Regions from separate parts of the Mus musculus genome. Here region 2 is linked to region 1. The links are chromatin loops, found by intact Hi-C in ENCODE. Cell type or tissue: gastrocnemius. All regions are shown on one strand. Links, peaks and the distances in the headings refer to the core of each region. The heading gives the core; the rest is flanking DNA. Region 1 overlaps As3mt (arsenite methyltransferase). Region 2 holds the start of Cyp17a1 (cytochrome P450, family 17, subfamily a, polypeptide 1).

The links. Peaks named below come from ENCODE experiments on the same cell type or tissue, not always from the same donor. Only the 100,000 strongest peaks of a DNase experiment are listed, where the experiment ranks them.
Region 2: a loop joins it to region 1, with 5 times the contacts of the local background. A loop is called at or near these places in 40 of 42 quality-filtered maps.

The regions. Positions count from the first base shown.
Region 1 is chr19:46,737,577-46,742,947 of GRCm38, forward strand. It overlaps As3mt (arsenite methyltransferase), which reads left to right. Exons shown (of 11, transcript NM_020577.3): 11 at 2,885-3,519. The coding sequence ends at 2,992. Among named protein-coding and RNA genes, the nearest start is that of Cnnm2, 21 kb to the right of the region's middle. In gastrocnemius, for the core only: a CTCF peak has its summit at 3,220 (motif pointing left); a DNase peak (open chromatin) is centred at 3,220.
Region 2 is chr19:46,668,846-46,674,216 of GRCm38, forward strand. It overlaps Cyp17a1 (cytochrome P450, family 17, subfamily a, polypeptide 1), which reads right to left and starts at 4,155. Exons shown (of 8, transcript NM_007809.3): 1 at 3,702-4,155; 2 at 2,112-2,247; 3 at 1,693-1,922; 4 at 877-963; 5 at 301-516. The coding sequence starts at 3,998. The region is part of intron 1 of Gm41857 (predicted gene, 41857); the gene reads left to right. It also overlaps the pseudogene Gm6967. RefSeq lists a promoter at 4,023-5,072 and a cis regulatory region at 4,296-4,395. In gastrocnemius, for the core only: a CTCF peak has its summit at 2,005 (motif pointing right); a DNase peak (open chromatin) is centred at 2,033.

The DNA.
Region 1 (5,371 bases), core at 183-5,182:
GCCCTCTTTATCTTGGATTGAATCCGGACAAGCCAATTTTTGCTACAGCAGAAGTTGCATTATTGCTAGTTATGAGGCATGCACCTGGAGAGAGATGGGGGCAGGAGGATCAGGAGTCCAAGGCCATTCTCAGCTACATGTTCAAGGCCAGCCTGGAGTACAGAAGACTCTGTATCAAATCAAGTCGGTCAGCAAGTTACATTGCTAAAACATGGCCTTATCAGAAGTGATGCAAATGGGGCATGCAGGGATGTCTTGCTGCAACCAATAGTAATGGTGGCAATGACCTGAGTGAAAGGTGGAATAATTTAGAGGTGTTGAGTTTTATGGGGCAGTCACTTGTTCAAGGTGCTGTGTGGTCCTCACAGTGACCTTTGTGATACTCAGGCCTATAGGCGAAGAAGCTGAGGTGCAGGGAGATGGGTGCCCTCATCCCAAGCCACATGGCTAGACAGTGAATTAGACCTCACAGCTCCTTCAGGAGTGGGTGCGTTAAGCAGCACGCTGCACCCCTGCAAAGGATGCTTCTTCCAGCTCCTTCCTCTTCCACTTCATGCTCATCCTTCAGAGCTAGAAACGCACATTTGGCATGCGTGAGTGTGTATGTGTGCGCATGTGTGTATGTGCACACGCAGGTAGGTGCACACACCTGTGTGTGCGCACACAGAGACGACAGGTAAATGGTGTCTACTTCTATCACTCTCCATCCTATTTCTTTTCAATTTTTATTTTATGTGTGTTGGTGTTTTGCCTGAATGGTCTGCGTGAGGGTGTCAGGTCTTGGAGTTACAGACAGTTGTGAGCTGCCATGTGGGTGCTGGGAATTGAACTCCAGTCCTCTGGAAGAGCAGCCAGTGCTCTTAACCACTGAGCTATCTCTACAGCTTCAACCTTATTTATTTATTTATTTATTTATTTATTTATTTATTTATTCAGGGTCACTGAACTTGCAGCTCACGGTGTCAGCCAGGCTGGATGACCGGTGAGCTCCAGGGATTCTCCTGTCCCTACCGTCCCCAGTGTTGCAGTCACAGGCATGTGCAACCATCTGTCTGGCTTTTGATGTAGATGCTGATAGCTGAACTCAGGCTCTCATGCTTGTGCAGTGAGTACCCTCTGAGCCATCTCCTAGAGCAACAGCGTCGGCATGGAACACAGGCTCTCCTCTGCTTGACCCCGAGTCCAGGTCCAGGGTGACCTTCTGACATCAGGAAGGAGGAAATGGGCTGGACAGATGTCTCGGTGGTTAAGAGCACTTGCTTCTCTTGCAGAAGACCCAGATTTGGTTCCCAGCCCCCCGCATGGCTGCTTACAGCCATCTGTAAGTCCAGTTCTGGGGGTTCAGCCTCCTCCTCTGGTCCCCACAGGCACTGCACACGTGTAGCACCCAGGTGCCACAAACAAGAAAAACACCCGTACACGTAAAATAAAAATAAATAAATTTCTAACAAAGAAGAAAGGAACTGAGGGCCAGTGAGAACATGGCCACCATTGAAACAAGGCTATCAGTCTCCTGAATATAGTGGCCTTACCGGCTCCTCTTGGAATGCCCATCAGTGATAGCAGGATGCAAATTTCACAGAGTACCTCACCCTCAGGTGCCTTGTTCATGCCCTGGGTTTCCTGTCGTTGGCCCCAGTGGGCCCTTGGTCCACCGGGGCCACTGTAAGAGGCAGCTCATTTGAGATAAAAGGAGGAGAAGTGGGGTTGGGGATTTAGCTCAGTGGTAGAGCGCTTGCCTAGCAAGCGCAAGGCCCTGGGTTTGGTCCTCAGCTCTGGGGGAAAAAAAAAAAAAAGGAGAAGTGAAGACGGCTGTCCCCCCTGAGCGAATGCACTCTGCACTCCACGGTCAGGGTGACTGGAGATGGCCATCTCTAATCTGGACATCAGCAGACTTAGCATTCCTGCCTCGTGCACAGAGTTCTGGAGGACAGGGCATAGATAGCATTTCAGGATTTCCGTTCCAAGGGTAAAAGGCGCTTGCTCATGAGGATCTCATCTCATGGAATCTCATGGAATCAATTGGGGGAAATCAGCTTCCCTGGCCCAGCAGAGACTACTTTTAAGCAGGCTATGGTAGCTTCAGCACTTAAGAAACTGAGGCAGGAGGATCACCAAGAGTTCCAGGCCGACCTAGGTTTCAGTGTAAGACAATCTCAGAACAACAATAAAAGTCGCTTTTGGGGTGGAGTTCTAGTTCAGCTGGTAAAGTTCTCGTCTGCGTGCACAGAGCCTGGGTTCAGTCCCCAGCACAGCATGAATTGGGGTGTGTGGGGTGTGTGTGTGTATGTGTATATACCCTCAACATTCTCTTAGTATCATTGTGAGTTGGAAGCCAGCCTGGGCTACATGGAACTCTGTCTCAAAAGAAACAAAAACAACAACAACAAACCCAAAAATTAATCCTCCCTTTCTTGAACAAAGTAAAGGTTACCCTGGAAGAGTGACTGATAATCTAATTAGAGCTTCCAGAACATAGAGTCATCTTTTGTTCCTTAACTTGTAGCCCAGGCTGGCCTCCAACTCACTATTCAATCAAAGATGATCTTAAGTCCAGATCCTTCTGCCTCCACTTCTACATTGCTGAGGTAGGGGACAGATTTATGTACCACAAGGCTTATCTTAAAAGGTTATTTGTATTCTAGAGTGGCAGTGCTCCCGCAAGGGTGGCAGTGCTCCTCCAAGGGTGACAGTGCTCCCAAAAGGGTGGCAGTGCTCCTCCAAGGGTGACAGTGCTCCCAAAAGGATGGCAGTGCTCCTCCAAGGGTGGACAGGGTTAACATTTTCTCTTTCCTTGATAAATCAGCCCACATCAAACAGAAATATCAATGTTGGGGTGCTTCAGTGCCCCTCTGTATGCTCATTCTGCTTTGTCTTTTGACAGGTTCTAATCAGAGATCCATTCAAGCTTGCAGAGGACTCTGACAAGATGAAGCCCAGACATGCACCTGAAGGCACGGGAGGCTGCTGTGGCAAGAGGAAAAACTGCTAGATCTACAGCCAGCGCGGAGCCCACCGGGCTCAAGAGGGTGGCTAAAGGACAGTCACAGAGGCTTCTTAGCCTGCTCTTCGCCAGTGCACAGATTATGTGAAGGTGGCAAAGCCACCACAAGCTAGACCACTGCTAAGAATAAGAGTGACTTTTAGAGGATGTTAATTGAAGGTTCACAGCAAATCGCCTGCTTTTCTATTTCTCTATCTCAGAGTTCTGGTGCCACCTAGTGGTCAGAAGTAGAACTTGGAAGCCCAAGGTTTACTCAAAGGGCCAAAGGCATCATCAACGTTGTGAGAATTATCTTCCTTCTGGCCTACCACAGGACACCTCTGGGTTCTTCTCTGTGGTTACCAGGAAGCACAGTACTTACTAAATTTATGCTAACCATGACAAAAGATTGTCAACTCAAATTTGCTAGGAGTATTCTTTAGGTTGCTGTCTGCAATTTTTTTCTCTGTAACTGAATGAAAAAGAAAACAAATAAAAAATAAATTTGACTTCAGTTCACCTTGATAATTGATACCACAATGGATGTCTGTAGTTTGTCTTTTTAAAAATATTTTATGCCGGGCATGGTGGCACACGCCTTTAATCCCAGCACTTGGGAGGCAGAGGCAGGCGGATCTTTGAGTTCGAGGCCAGCCTGATCTACAGAGTGAGTTCCAGGACAGCCAGGGCTATACAGAGAAACCCTGTCTCAAAAAACCAAAAAAAAAAAAAAAAAAAATATATATATATATATATATATATATTCTGTTTTCACACACACCAGAAGAGGGAATCAGATCCCATGGGTCATAACACAATAACACAGGGATTTGAACACAGGACCTCTTGAAGAGCAGTCAGTTCTCTTAACTGCTGAGTCATCTCTCCAGCCCCCCCCCCCCCCCCCGTCATCTGTCTTAAGTGATGTTTTTGAAAAAAGGAAAGCTAAGAGATCCAAACAGGATTTCTCTCCCCTTGTAAGGTGCTCTCATTAAACCTTTAGGGAAATGCTGGGTTTGCTTCTAGGGCCCATATTAAAGAAGTTATGAGGATTAAAGGAAGAATCAATGACGGGACACAGGTCCTTATCAGGATCTGATAAATCAGACGTAAACCCTGGGGCCAGGGCACAGTCCAGCTGGTAGAATACTTGCCTGGTAGTCTAGGCAGGAAGCTCTGCGTTTGCTCTCCAGTACCAGGCGAAACCAGGAGAGGCAGCACAACCTAAGGCCCCAGCACTCGGAGGTAGAGCTGGGAGGACCAGAAGCACAGGTCCTCCCTCCCCAGCTCCACAGAGAGTGTGAGCCAGCCTGGGGTATGTGAGACCTGGCCTCAAAAACGAGCAAGGAACAGCCTTCAACAACAGAAGCTTTGGTGAGAAAATCTTGGTCATTCTGAGATCCCAGCAAAGGAGAATTTGGGCACTAGAGGAAGAGGTGAGGTTAGCATGGCCTCAGAGGTGTTTAATTAGGGAGTCTGAGGATGCTTAGGCCCATAGAACACTGGGGTGAGTTCTAAGGGCAGATTCATCTTTTTCAAAAGAGATATGTTCCCAATGGGACATTCCAGAATTCTGAGTGCCCTCATACTGACTTTGACAGACAGTTTTGTCCCGCCCTCTTTGTCTCAGGAACCCTGATTCAACTCAGGCTGCTGGCTCTAAAGTCCCTTATGTGCCCAGCTACAATTGACTGCAGTGTGAGACTGGCGAGGTCGAGCACACTGCAGACTCCCTGAGCGCAGGATGGCCCTTTCAGAGGGATGCAATAAAGAGGAAAGGTGACCCAGCCATTCTGTTGACTAGACTTGTCGGTCACTTCTTTCTTTTTCACGTAAATGAACACGTATGTTGCAGGCTAGGGATGTCTAAAGTGACATCTGCTCCTGTGGTTGTGAGCCATGTGATGTGGGTACCTAGACCCAAACTCAGATCCTTCGCAAGTGCAGCAAGCACTCTCATGTATGTATGTATGTAAGTATGTATGTATGTAAGTATGTATGTATGTTCGTATGCATATGCAACACACTTGGGTTTTTTTTTTTTTTTGGTTTTTGAGACAGGGTTTCCTCTGTGTAGCCCTGGCTGTCCTGGAGCTCACTTTGTCGACCAGGCTGGCCTTTGGGTTCTTGTAGAAGCCAAGGGGGGAGGAGGAGAATGTCCTCTGCTGCTCTCTGCTTTATCCCCTTGTGACAGTGTCTCTCGCTGAGCCTAAAGCTGGCTGTTTTGACTAGGATGGCTGGCCAGCAGCTACAGGTTTCCACCCACCAGTGCTGGGACTGTCGAAACTTGTGAGGCTGTGCCCAGCTTATAACGTGAGTTCAAGTTGGAGACTCGAACTCAGAACCTCAGCAAGTGCTTTACACACTGAGCCATCTTCCTCCCCAGCC
Region 2 (5,371 bases), core at 1-5,000, 69 kb before region 1:
GGGCCAGAACAAGGCCATATGACCAGCTTGTTCAAGTCTAAGAGAGACATGGGCATAGCAGAGACCAGTGGTCATACCCAGAACAGCCTGAATGATTCTATCCAGTGATGGCTCTGTAGCCTAGGCCTGGTTTCTAGAAGACAGGAAAACTTTAACCCAGAGCCAGAGTCAGCCTCTGCTTGTGTGAGAGGCAGAGTGGGGCTATAGTTATCTGTACAGAAGGCTCCAGGCATTGCCTGCCCCCCATAATGGTTGGCTGGTTGGATTCTATAGGAAGACAAGAGTTGGGGAGACACTCACCTCAGGATTGTGCACCAGGAAAGCCAGGATCCAGTTCAGCACAGAGCTAGTTGTCTCTATGCCTGCCCCAAAGATGTCTCCCACCGTGACAAGGATATGCTTATCTGAGAACACACTTGGGTCCTGGCCTTCCCCAGTGTTATTATTTTCTGCATTCATCTTGGCTTGTATCAGAATGTCTGTCAGGCTGGAGAGAGATTCACTATTGAATTTCTCCTGGGGTGAGAGACAGTGAGAGAAGAGGATGAGGAGGGAGCCTCACTTCCAACATCCCTGCCACACTCCACCCTATACCAGAGACACAGCAAGGTGTGTGAGAGTGGAGAGGGACTGGGCAGGACCTGTGAGGTGGTAGAGGTAGGGAATAGCCCTGTGCCTCCCTCTATGTCCCTCTAAGAACTGTTTCAGTTACTCACTCCCCCCTCCCATTTATTAATAGGTCAGTTTCTAGCAGTTAACCCATTATGTGCCAGCCCCCCTGCTAGGCTCTGGGGAATCTCACAGTGTCCAAAATGCATCACAGCCTTGCTCTCAAGATACCTCCAGCCTCACAGTCGCCTCTTCTTGATCACTTACCTTGCATTTTTCAAACATTTCAACCAGTGTTTTTTCTCGAATTTTAGTGTGTTCCTTTATCATTTCCAAGTTTTTATTGGGAAAAATCTGGAAAGAGAAGGAAATGTCAAATCCATCCACGCAATTAGGAAAATCCTTGGCGAGAGGCAGACTTTAGCTTTCGGTTTAAGAAAGTCTCCACGCCAGTCTGGACCTTTATCAAGAAAGGCAAGAAGATAGCGGAATGTGGTTACCAGAGACAGGAAGGACAACTTTAAACAGTGGAGTACAGGGTAGAGTCCTCATGTTCTCAATTCAATCCATCACCAAGCCCTGACAGTGTTGTGCTCTCCCTTATCATAAGTCAGACTTGAGACTAAGGACTTGGGCATGTTCCTCAAATAGGTTAAGCCTGTGTCTGTCTCTCCTCAGCACTGAGGATAACTGGGTATACCTCCTGGGGGAAGCTTCCAGTGACTAACACTTACCAGGTGCTCACTGCTGACAAATGGCAACTAGAGAATAATAGCCCTGAGTAGGAAGATACAGGACATAAAAAAAAGAGAGACACAGCAAAGTACTATAGTACATGTTTGTAGTCCTAGTACTTGGGACTTGGAGGCAGGAGGATCAAAATTTCAGAGTCATTCTCAGCTGCTTAGGTTGTTCGAGGCCAGTGTGAGCTATATGAGAGTCGGCCTGGAGGATAAAAATGCCGACCAAGTGTCTGGGGTTGTATGAGGCAGAGCAGATGACTGTGGGAAGAGTTGGAAGAGAAAGATGGTCATGGAAACTGAAAGTACTGGGGACACTGTCGCAGTGGGATCTCCTTCTCACCTTCAACCACGGGAATATGTCCACCAGATCGCTGTGGCCCAGGACATCCACAATACCCTCTGTAAAGGTCTGTATGGTAGTCAGTATCGGATCCTTGTTCTCAAAAGAGATGTTGAAGCAGATGGTACAGATGATATTGATTACTGACTTGAAGATGAGCGTAGACAGATCTCGGGACTCCCCGTCGTATGTAAGTATCAAGTCACACAGTGAGTTGGCTTCCTGACATACTGACAAGAGGGAGGAAAGTGAAGAGGAGGGATCAGTCAACGCTGTCGCCTCTGGCCAAGGTCTTATCCAGGGATAGGCATAGAGAGCTGATGGCCACTTGATGGCAGCAGCCGCTAAGAAATGGCTGCACCCAGCCGCCCAGCATCCTTCCCCAGCCCCCTAGCCCTAAGGGTTAGCCTTTCACTCACTCATCTTCTCCAGTTTCTGGTCATCCCTGAACAGGGAAAAGGTGCTGAATACCAGCTTCCGGTGCAGCTGCCAGGAGCTACTACTATCCGCAAAGGCGACGCCTTTTCCTTGGTCCGACAAGAGGCCTAGAGTCACCTTTGGAGAGCAGGCAAGGCTGTAGGCATTATCAGGCAAACTCCCGGAACTCTCAGGCTTCTCCATCTATCTATCTGCAGTCCTGATGAGTGCTGTGAGATCCCTATGCCTCTCTTACTTAGTAGGACGCCCCAAAGTCCTCACTAAAGTTCCATGAAAGGCAGTAGAGCGAGGAGACAGAAAGAACCCTGGATTTGAATGCAAGAGCCCTGGGGTTCAGGTCATTAGTAGGGTGCCCTCTGGGACTCTCTAGTTCAATTTTTGACCTGGAGAGTCAGCTATGGGTGGGATGAGCTAGGTGAGTCTGTCCTAGGGACGAGGAGACTGAGAGACTTCCAAGACAGCTCTATTTTTGTCCCCAACCACCAGGCTGCTAAAGCCATACTTGCTGGCCTGTGCACCCAGCCTCAGATCCTCATTTGGAGACAGCAGATGTTTGATCCTCCCAGGTTGGACTTAAGCTTGAGCTATCATCTCTAAAAGATGCCATCTACAAAACACAAGGGTCTAAGTCTTCATTCTCCATCCCCGACTCTCCCCAAAACCCACCAGGCTAGTCTCTTATTCACAGGGTGGTGGTGATGGTTTTATTCCCTTCCTTCCTTCCTTCCTTCCTTCCTTCCTTCCTTCCTTCCTTCTCCCCGTATAGCATTGGCAAGACCAGGCTGCCCTCAAACCCAGAGATTTACCTGCCTCTGCCTCTGCCTCCCAAGTGCTAGCCTTAAAGGCGTGTGCTGCCGTCACCTGGCCCAGTTTATTCCTTTGCTTCTGAGAGGAACCCAAACCTGAGAGAGCCTGGCAGTTGGGCAGCCACGCTGGCTGACCAGCGCATGGAAAAGGAATTTGTTTTGGCCTGTTAAAAGCTGAGGCTGGTCGTCCTCTATCGGGGTACCCAGGGGAACACTTGCAACAGGGTCATGGGAGCACAGGTGGTGTTTGTAGGATGGCTACTCAACAGTCAGCACAAATGAGAACAGATGCCCCAAGATACTACTGTATGTCCCTGTCCCTTGTCCCCTCTCCCCCTGTAATATTCCCCCAGCTATCTGTGAGCCAAAGCCATATAAGAGAAACTGCAGTCCTAGCCCTCCATGATGCCAGCCGCTTCTCCAAGCATCTTCTGGTGGAGGATGCAATCACTGCCCTATTTCCCAACAATGTCACACTTATAGAGAACTTTAGCTCTGGGTCTGGGCTAAAGGCTTTGCCTGGATATTCTAGAATGATTATCGTATCATAGAGGGGAAGGTGAGTGGCATACAGGCTTCTCAGCTCTGCAGGTCCCTGCACCATCTTGCTAGACAAGCCATTCAAGGGTTTTCCCGTTAATTCCTCCTTCCCAGTTTAGAGGTTCGGTAGGGTCTTGAGGGAGCAGTCCCACAAGTCTGATTTTGAAAGAAATAAGAACTGTACAACCCCAGGGACCGAGGAAGAGGAGGGTTGGCACTGCTTACCATCTGGGGCCGACCAGAGAATTCTTTCCCCTTCTTCACGAGCACTTCTCTGGCCAGCTGATAGTGACCGACAATCACTGCAGTTGTGGTACCCAGGCGAAGAGAATAGATGGGACCATACTTTTCCTGCAGCTTGAAGAAGTTGGCATGCATATGACCACGTCTGGGGAGAAACGGTAGACTACCCACCAGGGGCAGGAATGGAAGGCTCCTGGGGAACTTGGCATTAGGTGTCTTTGACTTGGGCCAAAAGAAATAGGCCAGGATGAGCAGCAAGAGACCCACAAGTTCCCACATGGCAGCCAGGTGTAGGCAGATGGCCAGCTGTGGAGTGGAGAAGCTACAGCAATTTCAGCAGAGAAGGAGAACTTTTAAAAGGCGTTTCTGATTGTCACCTTGAAGACGTGTTATCTCTTGGCCTGCAGAAGTTTATCCTGGAGTGTCTCCAAGCCTGAGTCCTCACCCAGAAAAGGGAGAGGAGAGGGAATTTGGCCTCCACAAGGGCTGGCTCAGATTAAGGACGAACTCCTGGAGGAGGAGCTGGCTAAAGAGCAGAGAGTTGGTCATCTCCCTGGGGCTTCTGCGCTATGGATCCTCCCAGAGGCAAATGCTATCAGATTAAGATCAAGGTTTCAGAGTGCGTGCTGTAATGTCAAAAGTGCTGCACAGTTAATAATTAATGTCATCAGGTTGCAGCTAGCCAAAGCTGTCAAAGAGACTTCAGTCTTATTATCTGATAGTTGAGGAGAGAGAGGTCTTTTAGGGTTAGTTTGCATAAGGTCACACAAGGCAGTGATGATAAGAATCCAGAAGTCATAGGCTTTCAGGTACACAGAACATCAGCTCAAGGGCCATTGCAGGTCTCTGTTCAAATAGCTTGGTTACTTTCTAGGTACATTCTCTTGAATGGGCTATTTAATATTTTCTGGAAATAAATGATTTTGTCATGTTACTATGTATAAAACGTAAAATGCATCATTTAAAATACTTTAACTAAGAGCTGGAGAGATGGCTCAGCAGTCAAGATGCCTCGTTGCTCTTCCAGAAGACCCAGGTTAGATTCCCAGCACTGACATGGTAGCTCACAACTTTCTGTACCTCTGGTTCCAGGAAAGCACCTTCTGGCCCCTGAAAGCACCCCCAACACACACGGTCTGCATACATACATGCAGGTAAAACACTCATGCCTATAAAATAATAAAACACTAGTTAAAAATCATATAAAATATCTAACTAGTATCTTAAACACAAAAATTACAGAGTAACATTTTAATTGTCATTTTAAAAATTTATTACATTTGAGCCATCTCTCTGCCTCTTTAATCATTTTTAAAGGTACATTTTAGGGACGGCAATGCCAATACTCAGCTGTAATCCCAGCAGACACAGGAGGGTTGGGCCAGCCTCAGTTTCATAGGAAGTCTGAAGTCACCCTGGGCTATAAAACACTATGGCCCACTCAAGATCAACAGCAAAAGTTTACATTTTAGGCGTATATATATATATATATATATATATATATATATATATATATGTATTGTGCAGCGAATTTTATTGATGGTATTCAAGAGGGTAGGGAGGGCTCCCTAGGCCCCTCCTGTTATTATGGGGGTCTGGGATGGAAATTGTGAGGGAGATGCTCAGAGTTGGGCTAGGGACTCCTCAGCAAC